Regions from separate parts of the Homo sapiens genome. Here region 1 is linked to region 2. A link is an interaction called in ENCODE POLR2A ChIA-PET data of the cell type or tissue named here. Cell type or tissue: CD4-positive, alpha-beta T cell. All regions are shown on one strand. Links, peaks and the distances in the headings refer to the core of each region. The heading gives the core; the rest is flanking DNA.

The links. ChIA-PET counts read pairs that join two places held together with the same protein. Peaks named below come from ENCODE experiments on the same cell type or tissue, not always from the same donor. Only the 100,000 strongest peaks of a DNase experiment are listed, where the experiment ranks them.
Region 1: POLR2A ChIA-PET joins it to region 2 with 7 read pairs; 9 of 35 experiments call an interaction of 5 or more read pairs at or near these places.

Annotation. Positions count from the first base shown.
Region 1 is chr21:35,187,672-35,193,057 of GRCh38, reverse strand. No RefSeq gene overlaps it. Among named protein-coding and RNA genes, the nearest start is that of RUNX1, 140 kb to the right of the region's middle. In CD4-positive, alpha-beta T cell, for the core only: no CTCF peak of the experiment used is centred there; no DNase peak of the experiment used is centred there.
Region 2 is chr21:35,034,770-35,040,155 of GRCh38, reverse strand. All of the region lies in intron 2 of RUNX1 (RUNX family transcription factor 1), which reads left to right. It overlaps RUNX1-IT1 (RUNX1 intronic transcript 1), which reads left to right and starts at 730. Exons shown (of 1, transcript NR_026812.1): 1 at 730-2,231. In CD4-positive, alpha-beta T cell, for the core only: no CTCF peak of the experiment used is centred there; DNase peaks (open chromatin) are centred at 2,065, 2,545 and 4,395; H3K4me3 peaks cover 1,312 bases; H3K27ac peaks cover 2,769 bases.

The DNA.
Region 1 (5,386 bases), core at 56-5,055, 150 kb before region 2:
GAGAATTCAAGGATGGAAAAATTCCAGGATTTAACCTTAAGAGGAAGTACCTGAAATGGAGCAGAGATGAAGGCCACTGGAGATGTGGAAGTTAAGATGGACAAAGGAAGACATTAGAGGGGTCATCCATCTGAACTCCAAAGTCACTGGAGATTATGGTGGATCAGTGGAATTTGGGTGGAGAGAAAACTTTGTCTCAGAGGCTAGATTTTTTGATAAATGTATAGGATTGGCTTGGAAGACAGCAGACAATTGAAACAAGTGGAAAAGATGATATGTAGAGAATTAACCTCAGTGGAGCAATGATATTTAGAGGGCATAGAGGATAATGATTTGGAAGCCTGTATGGGAAGTGAAGAGAGTACTTAATCCCACCTCAGGTGCCTAAGACCTAGAAAAATGATCTGAAGGGGCTTCAGGGAGGAGGTATAATGCTCAAAGAGAAAACAAACCACTCAACCAAACTGAAGTCGTATTTTACCCCTAAAATCCTTATCATTGGCTTCATCATCAGATGTGTTAACAGTCTACAGGTATCTTGCCCTCTCCTTAGCAGGTTTAATAATTACAACAGACACTTTTTAAAAACAATGGATATATTTGTATTTAAGCCAAAGTGATCTAGGCAAGCTCACATTTATTTATATTTATAAAATAAATTATGATATTCCATTAAGTAATTTTCTGCCAATTATTTTCAAGAGAGGATTTAAAACTGCTTTTTGGTACAAACATGTATTTCATAAAATTTTTCATGAAGTTAAGAATATCTGGTTGTCATTGTTTTGAGATGAGCTGTTTAGGGTGTAGGAAACTTTACTATGGGGAAAAATGCAGATACTATAAGTAGCATAAAGTCTGCTATTGACAATAGCACATTAATAAATATTACTATCTGGTTGTCATATAAGATTAATGAGTGATTATTTAGGGTTGAATACATATTAAAACCATTGGGCCACAAGGTAGCCTATTAAAATAGTGCAGGTGTGAAACTGCAGTATAATCCAGGAGCTGATAAAATATGGAAATATTTGTCTATCATTTAAAAACTATTATTCCATATTCATAATTTTAAATTCTTAATGTTTTTTGCAGAAGTCAGCAATTTGGCAGATCCTATGTGAGAGAACTAAACAGTTTCATAAGCTATCCAGGTGTCTCTCTCAGAATTACTCCTCAAAATGTTTTTTAAAAACATTATTCTGGAAAAGCATTGATTATGTAAGAAATGTACTGACTGACAGATATTTTACTCCTGCTTACATTATGATCTTTGTTGAACATATGAAGGCTTTTAGGAACTATTTCAATTTCTCTGAAAACATAGTATCATGTAGTTGTAAGTGGTAATAAAAATAATGATAGAAGCTAAAAACAAGCATGTCTTATGTCCTTGGCATAATATCAAGTGGATTTATTTGCATTATTTTATTTAATTCTCACATCCCCCAAAAATCAAAAAACCTAAAGCAAATGCTTTTATTCTTTCCATTTTAAGGATGAAGAAATTGAAGCTCAGAGGTAAGTGAGTAGAGGGTCAATTTGATGGCTTGTTGATGTCATCAAAAATCTGTGCTGTGTCTCTTGTTCTGCACAGAATCCTCAGGTCACAAGATAGAATTAATTGTTACGGAGGTCACTTGTAGGCACAGCAACAGCTGGCCGGAGAAGGGAGACACGTCCTTCCAGGCAGGGCTTTGTAATTAGAGAAGAAAACCTTTTCCAAAGTGCTCGAGATGCCTGCCTTCAGGTCCCAGTCCACAGCCAATACTCATAGCCCAGCTGCATGGGGGCTGATACATCTACTCTCTGATATTTTGGGACGCTGGTGGAGGGGAGCTTTCTGAGCAAGGAGATGTGTGGAGGTAGAAAAGCGTTGAGTGTAGACAACCCACATGGCTTACCACCCTACTAACTCCTTCATGCTTATACAGTTTAACTAATAGAAATCAAAATTTCATGAGTACTTATGTTTCCTGAATGACAATATGTAAGGCAAATAGAGCAAACATTGTGCTCTAATTTAAATGAATTATACCCAGACAGATATATTTATTTATTTGACTCTAAATAAGCAATGCTAAAGAATTTTAATTGAGAGATTGATTAAATGAAAAAGTACCCCTAGATAGAACAAAGCCAAATATGTCTCATATTTGTCAAAACTAATTGGCATTAAGATATTTACCTGTCTGGTGAAATTGTGTTTGGACTTGGGTGTCTTTTAATCTAATTTCTATCTTCCCTTACCTTCCTGTGGGCCAGAAGTCCCATGGTTGTCTGGCAAAAGTTTAACTGGACAAAGATAACTACATCAGCAATGTTGTTGAGCTCTCCCAAATCAAATGAATTGGAAGACTCCCCAGTGATGCTTAAAACTCAGCATAGAATGTCTTTATGTGAACCAGAACTTCATTTGACCTTTGCTAGCTTGAGATCAGTAGCAGCAGCCAGGAGACAATGACTCATTTCTGAATCAACCAGGATAATTTTCACACCTGTCTTAAAAAGCTTTGCCCCAGGAGTCCAGAGTCCCAGGGAAAAGACACTCTGTCTATTTCTAAAAGCCCTTCAAAGGAAACAGGGGCCACACTTACAGCCTAAGGGGCATTCGTTCTATTGAAAGAATGGGGTTACAGCATTGTGCCAGACCCCATGGCTACCATGGTTGGCAAAAATGTATTAACATATCCAAACACCAAAATCACCTCCAAGTAGTAGACAGGGCTATGCTGAAACCAAAGTTTAAAAAGGAAATTTGGGCAGTGTGCTGTGACTCGCACCTATAATTACAGCTACTTGGGAGGCTGAGGCACGAGTTGCAACGAGCTGAGATCGTGCCACTGCACTTCAGCCTGGGTGATGGAATGAGACTCTGTCTCAAAAAAAAAAAAATTGCTCCAAGTATAATTTGAAACACTAAGTATTAATCTATCTACCTATCTACCCATCTGTCATCTATGTTTCTATGAATATAACTACGTACTATCTGTATATATCTGCACTTTCCTATAATACAGATATATCATGATGGCTGTTTTAGAAAGGGTATTGTGTTTTTGAAATATTTTATACCTAAAAATATCTTTTAAACGTTTAGGGTGTGTATGAACACACAGACAGGTTATTATTTACATCCTCGTAATGCCGATTTGTCTTCCAGAAACTGTGAACAGCAATTCATTTTAAAGTTACTTTGGTATTTGGAGATGAACAGCTTGGTTATTCTTTGTTCCCTATCAAGCATCTGTCAAACTCAAGGATGAAACAGAGTGTTTTGTGTGTTTGTGAGCAGTTCTCCTGAAGTCACATGATTTTTTTCTTTTGGTAGCCCTTTCTGTATTAGTAAATATGTAAATGTATCCCCCACATGGAGCTTTCAACTGTGAAATTAACCTATCCCCAAGGCTTCTTTGAGTAAGACCAGGTGGTTCATACTATTTCCCTTCTAACTACAGCAAGAATCCCCTAGGGAAGAAGAGAGGAAGTGAGATTTTTGACATTTGTGCCGTGAAAAAGTGTCAATAGGTAATCTGAAAATGTCCAGAGGCATTCTACCAAAAGCCAGTGAAAATGATCTAATAAGTACTAACTTTTTAACTGTTAATTTGTGTAATACAACACTCATCTCTCTTTCTTGCTTAAAACAGAAAGCTCCCCCGCTCCCTTCTCGCATTTAAACTACAGTTATCAAAGGTTTAACGATTTCACCATTGGACATAGTTCAAACAGTACAGGCAGGAAAGAATGTTCAGCTGTCAGGGAACCAGCGCAGCCAGGGTGCTCCAGACAAATCGCTGTACATCATCAGCTGGTTTTAATTAAGAGCAGACTCTGTGCTGATTTTTCTCCCCCCCCCCACCCTTTCTTTGGTGAGTTTACACAAAGTGATTTGTAGTGTTCTGTCTTATATGGTATCTACTCCATTGGAAACAGAGGATGTTCGTGAAAATAACTCGGGCCAAAGTTTAAAGCAGATTGGACTATCTAAAGGATAACTTGAGATTTTTTTTTGTTTGTGTGTGTGTGTGTGTGTGTGTGTGTGTTTTATAGTTCACATCTTCTTTTTTTTTTTAACAGTTTACAGTTTTAAAAATATTTCTTTTTTTCTCTTTTTTTTTCTTTTTTTATTATACTTTAAGTTCTAGGGTACATGTGCACAACGTGCAGGTTTGTTACGTATGTATACACGTGCCATGTTGGTGTGCTGCACCCATTAACTCATCATTTACATTAGGTATATCTCCTAATGCTAGGATAGCTTGAGATTTTTATCTCGGCCCTCGAAGAAGAATGAGTTAAGTTTATTCATTTTCCCTTCTAAAGGGCTGAGTCTTTTGCAAAGTAGGGTTACATGGTTATTATTATGCTAGATTGTTATTAATGCTGATCTAATATTAAGGACATTTTATCTTGTAGTCAATGAAAAAATACTTTATGCTGCAAAGAGCTACAGTCAATAGATATCTTTAGAGCTTTATTTAATCAAAGTTTCGTTAGTGAGTAAAGACATTTTTCAGCAAGTAAAGACTTCCCTCAATGAGTAAATCCTTTTGTAGTCATCAAACAAAAAAAATATAATTACTGGAAGACACCTTAGAGATATGCAGTCTGACCCTTTGATTATGCAGATGAGAAGATATTGCTCTCCTGAAGAATGAATGAATGAAACTAAATACCCGGGCTTAGAGTTTTCCCTGAGGCCATGGGCCTTGGTACTCAGAGTGTGGCAGGCTGCATGCATATGACTGACTCCTTGGAAAAGGGGGTCTCAAAATGATTTAAAAACATTTAACATACTAACACAAAAGATTATGTTAAATACTAACACTTCTCTTTTACATGAAAACTGACAAACGCAACACTCCATTTGACTAATTGGCCATAGTGACCAATTAGCTGATTGGTAAAAGCAGAATTAGAACCCAGTATCCCCTAGTTGCCTTGAATAACATCAATCTTTTAATTTAATGTACTTCATTCAGAAATTAAATATTGTTCTTCACACAGTGGTTATTTTCCTCCATAGGCCTAGCCATTTTCTGGCCATGGAAGCACAGTGCAGCATAGTGGCCATGGTCGTGGACTCAAGCCGATCTACCGGGGTCCCAGTCTTCCACCTATCATTTACTCACTGGGGAAACTCAAATGAGTCCTCTAGCTTTCTCTGCCTTGGCTTTCCCATCTGAAAAGTGGGGGTAAAACTGTTACCTCCTTTCTGAAGTGGTTGTATTAACTATTAATATGTGTAAAGCTTAGCACTGTGCCTGGTACACAGTTCTATAGACACGCTGGCTTAGTAATGTGGATCTTCACCCTTCCTGATCCGACTTCCAACAACACGACGTCAAAAACTCAAGGCATCCTCTGTGGGCCTTTATTA
Region 2 (5,386 bases), core at 75-5,074:
ACAGTCACAGCTGAACTTGACATTCACCCACTTTGAAAGTATAGAATTCATAAAATCTGAAACCACATATGTGTATAAAACCCATGCAAGAGTGGGTAGGAACTAAAAGGAGGAGAAAAAGTAGTCCTCCCCTTCAGGAGTGTTCTCTCTTATCCCAGCCCCTTTCATGTAATGAATGGGTGAATGGGTGAAAATGAAATTATTTAGGCATTGACTGACAGGTAGGAACAGAAACTCAGGCTTCTAGTTTATTATTATTTATTATTATTGAATCTACTGTTTCTAAAGATGAGAATGGCTTTTACTTCCAAAGTTCTAGAGGAGAGGAACAACGTTAAGCAACCTTAAACAAATATTAGCACTGTGAAAGGTGCAGGGTCATATAAAGAAGTAGAAGTGCCGACAATGAAAATTCTATCCAACTGTCAATCATTCCATATCATTACTTCATTTTTTTAAATAAAGGCTGTGTCTCCCATATGCTTCCCTCCAGGTTGTATTCAAAACAAAGAAATAATTGTATTACAGATGTGAATAAATCTGTTTAAAAAATAAGTGAACCCTGAGACATATGAACTATGAGACATTGTTCTATATGATGCTTTGTAAGTTTTATGTGCTGTGTCATAGAGTTATATAGAGTTATGTATATATATAGTTCTGTATAGTTTCAGTTGGCATCTAAAAATTATATAACTTTATTTTTTAAAATCTATAATTATAAATATTTTTAAACTGCTAGAAAGGAAGAGCCGAATATTTGGCTGGAGTGATTTTTAGACATTTCTCTACCTTAGGGCACCAGAGAGGTTCACTTGCCCAGGGTTCCATAGCTGGTTGGTGCCAGAGTCCGAACGAGAAACCAGGTCTTCTCAGCTCCTGTCACCCACAGTTTTGCAGACACTGAATTTATGAGGTGGATTCCATTCAAGCATGCACATAACTAGCAGACACTTCTCCTAATCCTCCTCAATTCCCCTTTGCATTGCTCAGATACCACAATCCTTTGCAGGTTAAATCCCTTCACCTTGTGAACTCATTAGGCAGGGCAATGTATATGAATCCCTGAGTCCTTAAGAACGTCCTTAGGCTGTGTTAGAAATGCAGTTGCCATAGGAGTAACCGGCCCCTGCTGTCATTTGGATGTTCTCTCTTCCCCAAAATCCAGCACCACCTTGGTTAAGCACCCACCATGTGCCTGCCCACCTGGCTCCTTAGGCAATGTTACAATTAACCAGGTTGGTTTTGATGAGGGTCTAGGGCAAAATTTGAACCACCACAACAGCCAATGTGCACATCCATGCAGAGGGTTCAGAGATGGCCTCGGCCAAGGCTGCCAGGCTTCAGCTCTGGAAGGAGCCCTGGGAAGTGGGAGATCTTTGTATAAAAATTGGAACCCAAACTATAATTCCCATTAGGGATATATATGCTCACATCACTCCTGATTCAAAGCTCAGAAGTGGCCTCTCAGGAGAAATAAAGGTCTCTCTCTCTCTCTCTCTCTATCTCACACACACACACACACACACACACACACACACAGAGAGAGAGAGAGAGAGAGAGAGAGAGAGAGAGAGAGAGAGGCCAGCATTCAAAATTCCCATGCTTAGGGAATCCATTGGGACTTCTCCCCAGGATGTACTGAATTCAAGGAAGCTTTCTCTAGGTGTAGCAGAAACTGCTGCTGTCATGTCTCTGCTCACCAGGACGTAGCTTCTCTCTACAGACCTTTATTTCTTTCCCTGGAGGCTTCAGTCCATGTTGAAGTGTAAACTCCACTCAGCTCCAGGAGGAATCGTGTTTTCTTTATCACCAGGGGCTTCTTCTACGAGTTGCCTTTGATAGGGAGGCCAGGAGGAAGATAGGCCCAAGCTCAGGGGTGGGATCGGGGAGCAGGAAGCCTGTGGGCTTTAGAATCGAGGTATTGGTTTCTCCCTGTCACCATCATCCACCACCTGTGTGAACTTGAGCCATTTATCGAACCTCACGGAGCCCCAAGTTTCTCATCTGTAAACAAGGGGAATGAGCCCTACTTTGTATGGTTGTCAAGAGGATTTGAGACAATATGTATAAAGCAATGGACACGCAGAGGAAGTCAATAAGTACAAGGTAACTCTGAAAATGCCACCAAAGGGAGGCTAGGGACAGGAAAGCCATCTCCGCCAACCTCAAGAACGTGGCCCCGAAGCTGTTCCAGGAACTGGGCATGTATGAAGATAAAAAAAAAAAAAGAAATGTCTGCCTCTCTCATCATGTAGCAGTGCAGAAGTGATCTTGGTGCTCTTTGGCAGAAGGCTGAGTTTATGAACTTTAAAACCGATAGTAATAACAGCTAGCATTTATTGAGCATATGCTATGCGCAAGGCACTTGCACCGTTCCAAGCATTTTCTTGCCTTACTGTATTAAAATTTTGGCACAACCCTGTGAGTAGGTGCTCTCATTATTAATCCCACTGAGTGAAGGGGAAGCATGGCCTGCCAAGGTTACGTGACCTGCTTGTGGTTAGGCTGCTGGGAAAGGTGGAGGTGCGGTCCAAACAGAGGCAGTTCCTGCAGCAGAGCCCACTGTCTGTCTGCCCGTGGAGGGGACAGGTCGGTGTTGAGAATATCTGTTTGGCACATGAGGGAGTTTAGCCTTACAGAGCGAAAGGCTTGCCAAGGCCCCATGGACAGGAGGCGACGCTGTGGGGTGGCACCAAGCTGGGGCACTGGCCACCATCCTGGACTGCTTTTCTGACTCTGGATGCATTTGGTGGCTTTATGGCCCCACCACTGGTATCCAGACCTCTCCTGCCCACGTGTTTCTCCCATCAGAACTGAGAGAGATGTTCAGGCAGTTCCCAGACAGCCCACAAGAAACACGCCTTTAAGCCAGGGGTGCTCAAACTTGTTCCCAAGACGATGGTGACATGCTGGGGTGGGGAGAAACCACTGCTATGCCTTCTTCCTGACCGACCAGTTGTTTTCATTTATCAATCTGAGAATCCATCGAAGGTGATATCAGGGTGACATAAATGAGGCACTTCCTGTGACAAACTTAAGGCGACACTTGCTCCCATTGTTGTACAAGGCTGACCTTGCATTTACATGGGCTTGAGAGCGCACCACCTTGAATTTTGTGTCCCAGGTATATCTCTTGCCCTGTCCCAGTCCAGGCCATGGAACACATGTACAGAAGAAACCACAGAGTGATGTACCCAGCAATCAGGGGCCTGCCACCTGAGTCCCTCCTTCAGGGGTGGACCACCCCAACCCTGACTGACCCTAGCCAGGGTTTTCCGTGAAGCTTGCCCCAAACACTTCTCATCCACTTATTCCTGAGGCTAAAATAAAAATCGTAGCCAGAAGCAGTTGTTTCAGCTGTGATAGCAAGCAGTGGCCTCAGTCACTCATGTAAACAGGACCTCATACCACTAAGTGTCAGTGGCATAACAAGAGTTGAGATGCACACGCCTACTGGTTGGCCTTTGAGAATGGCCTTTCTGCAGAGGCATTTGTCATTTCACAAAGTCCATGTCACCAGTCCTCTGACATCATGATAATTCCTTTTGTCAAGAAGTTGGGGTTTTTTTCCCCTTCTTTTCCCCCTTCACCTTTATTGTATAAAAGGCATTTCTCCTCTGGTTATTCTACAACAGACTACTTCAGAGTCACAGAAAGTTCCTTCCCTTTCTGGAGGGGTTCGGCATGCTGAAGGATGCAATCATAAATGACTTTCTCCCCGCAAAGCCTGCTCACAGCCAGCCATGTGAGTGCCCTGATCAATGGAAATGCAGGGGGCTGGCCAGCCTCTCACGGCTGCTCTGCAAACATCTTAATGGGACAAATTAAAAGATGTGCAAGCTAATTATTCTCCACAATAAACAATAATAATATAATAAAATCATAAAGCTCCTTAGGAAAGGAACCTGCTTTTCTTATACAGAATGTACAATTAACAGGAAAGTAAAAATTTCATGCTATAAACTAGAGATTATATTCTGGGCATCCTTGTGATTTGCTGTGCTTCTTCCGGCTTATTTAGCACTTTCTGCACACACGCCAGGGCTCGGTGGCCCACCTGCTCCCTGCTCCCTCTTCTGTCTTCCCTCAGGGATAATGGCCTCCACTGTCACCTTCAGACCCAACTTGGGTTCTTCCTGAGGAGTCCTGGCCCCCAGACCCACAGCAGCCTCTGGGGAGGCCCAGAGTTCCAACCCTTAACCCTCTCAGTTTAGGATCAAACACATCATTTACATGGAAGCAGTTGGAGTTGTTTTAAACAGCCACATCACATCTCTCTATTCCTCTTTTCAATCACAACCACGTGACCTGAAGGAGCAGAAAGCAGAGAGAGACCTGCAGTGAGCCTGGACAGCCCCCACCTGTGCCCCACATGGGTTCTGAATCTGGAGTCCGCGTCAAACGAGAGGGAGAGGGAGGAACCCTTAGTGCTGTCCCGTGTCCTCCGCACTGTTGTCGTGAACAATTCTGGCTGACCCACTAAAGTTATGAGATGATGCCGTTTCATTGTGGCTTATGAATAATGAGAACAAATAACATTCACTTGCAATGGTGTGAGGCACACTGCCTCCATTGTCTCTTTTAATCAAAACCTCACGATATAGGCACAGCTACTAATTCCCACTGGCTAAAAATAAAAAATAAAATGAAGCAAAAACCAGGTTACAAAAGCAGCCCAGGCCACACGGCTTCTAGGAGGCAGAACTCGGTTGGAGTCCAGATTCTCTTCGGCTTTCCCACTCCCATCTGGCCTCTCTGTGATGTGACAGGGTGTGGGGAGGAGAGTTTTACAGGTGCAGCCTGTGGGGTCTGAGAGCCTGTGTTCAAATGCCAGCTCTGTCCTTTCCCGCTGAGTCACCTTGAACAGGCTACTCACCCTTTCTGTTTCTCCCTTTTCCTCATCTGTACAGTGTGACGATGATGATTACCCATGCAGCTGTTGCGAGCACTGAATCAGAAATACATAGAATATGCTGCCCGATACATGGTCGCTATCATCATGGACTTTTCCTTTCCACCCTGATTTGATTTTAAATTGGACACTATTTGACTGGACTTTCCCATTTTCTTCCTTACACACTACCCAAACCAAATCTAACAAGTGAACCCCAAGTGGGTTATCCCAGTGAGTGCGCGTGGTCACTAATGCATCCTTGTACACTGGATCTGTTCACTCCTGGCAGCAAACGGCTGATGCTTGGGATGAGGTGGGGAGTATAACAGGAACAGACTCAGGCTGAGTAGGGGTCTCAGCCCTGGCTGATGTGCCATTGTACCCTGATCTTCCTCCTGTACATCTCTCGGGTAAAATGAGAGAGCTAGTGGCTGGGATTACTCAGCTCCCATGGTCAAGGTGAAAGGCATCATGGAGGCTGAGGATCTG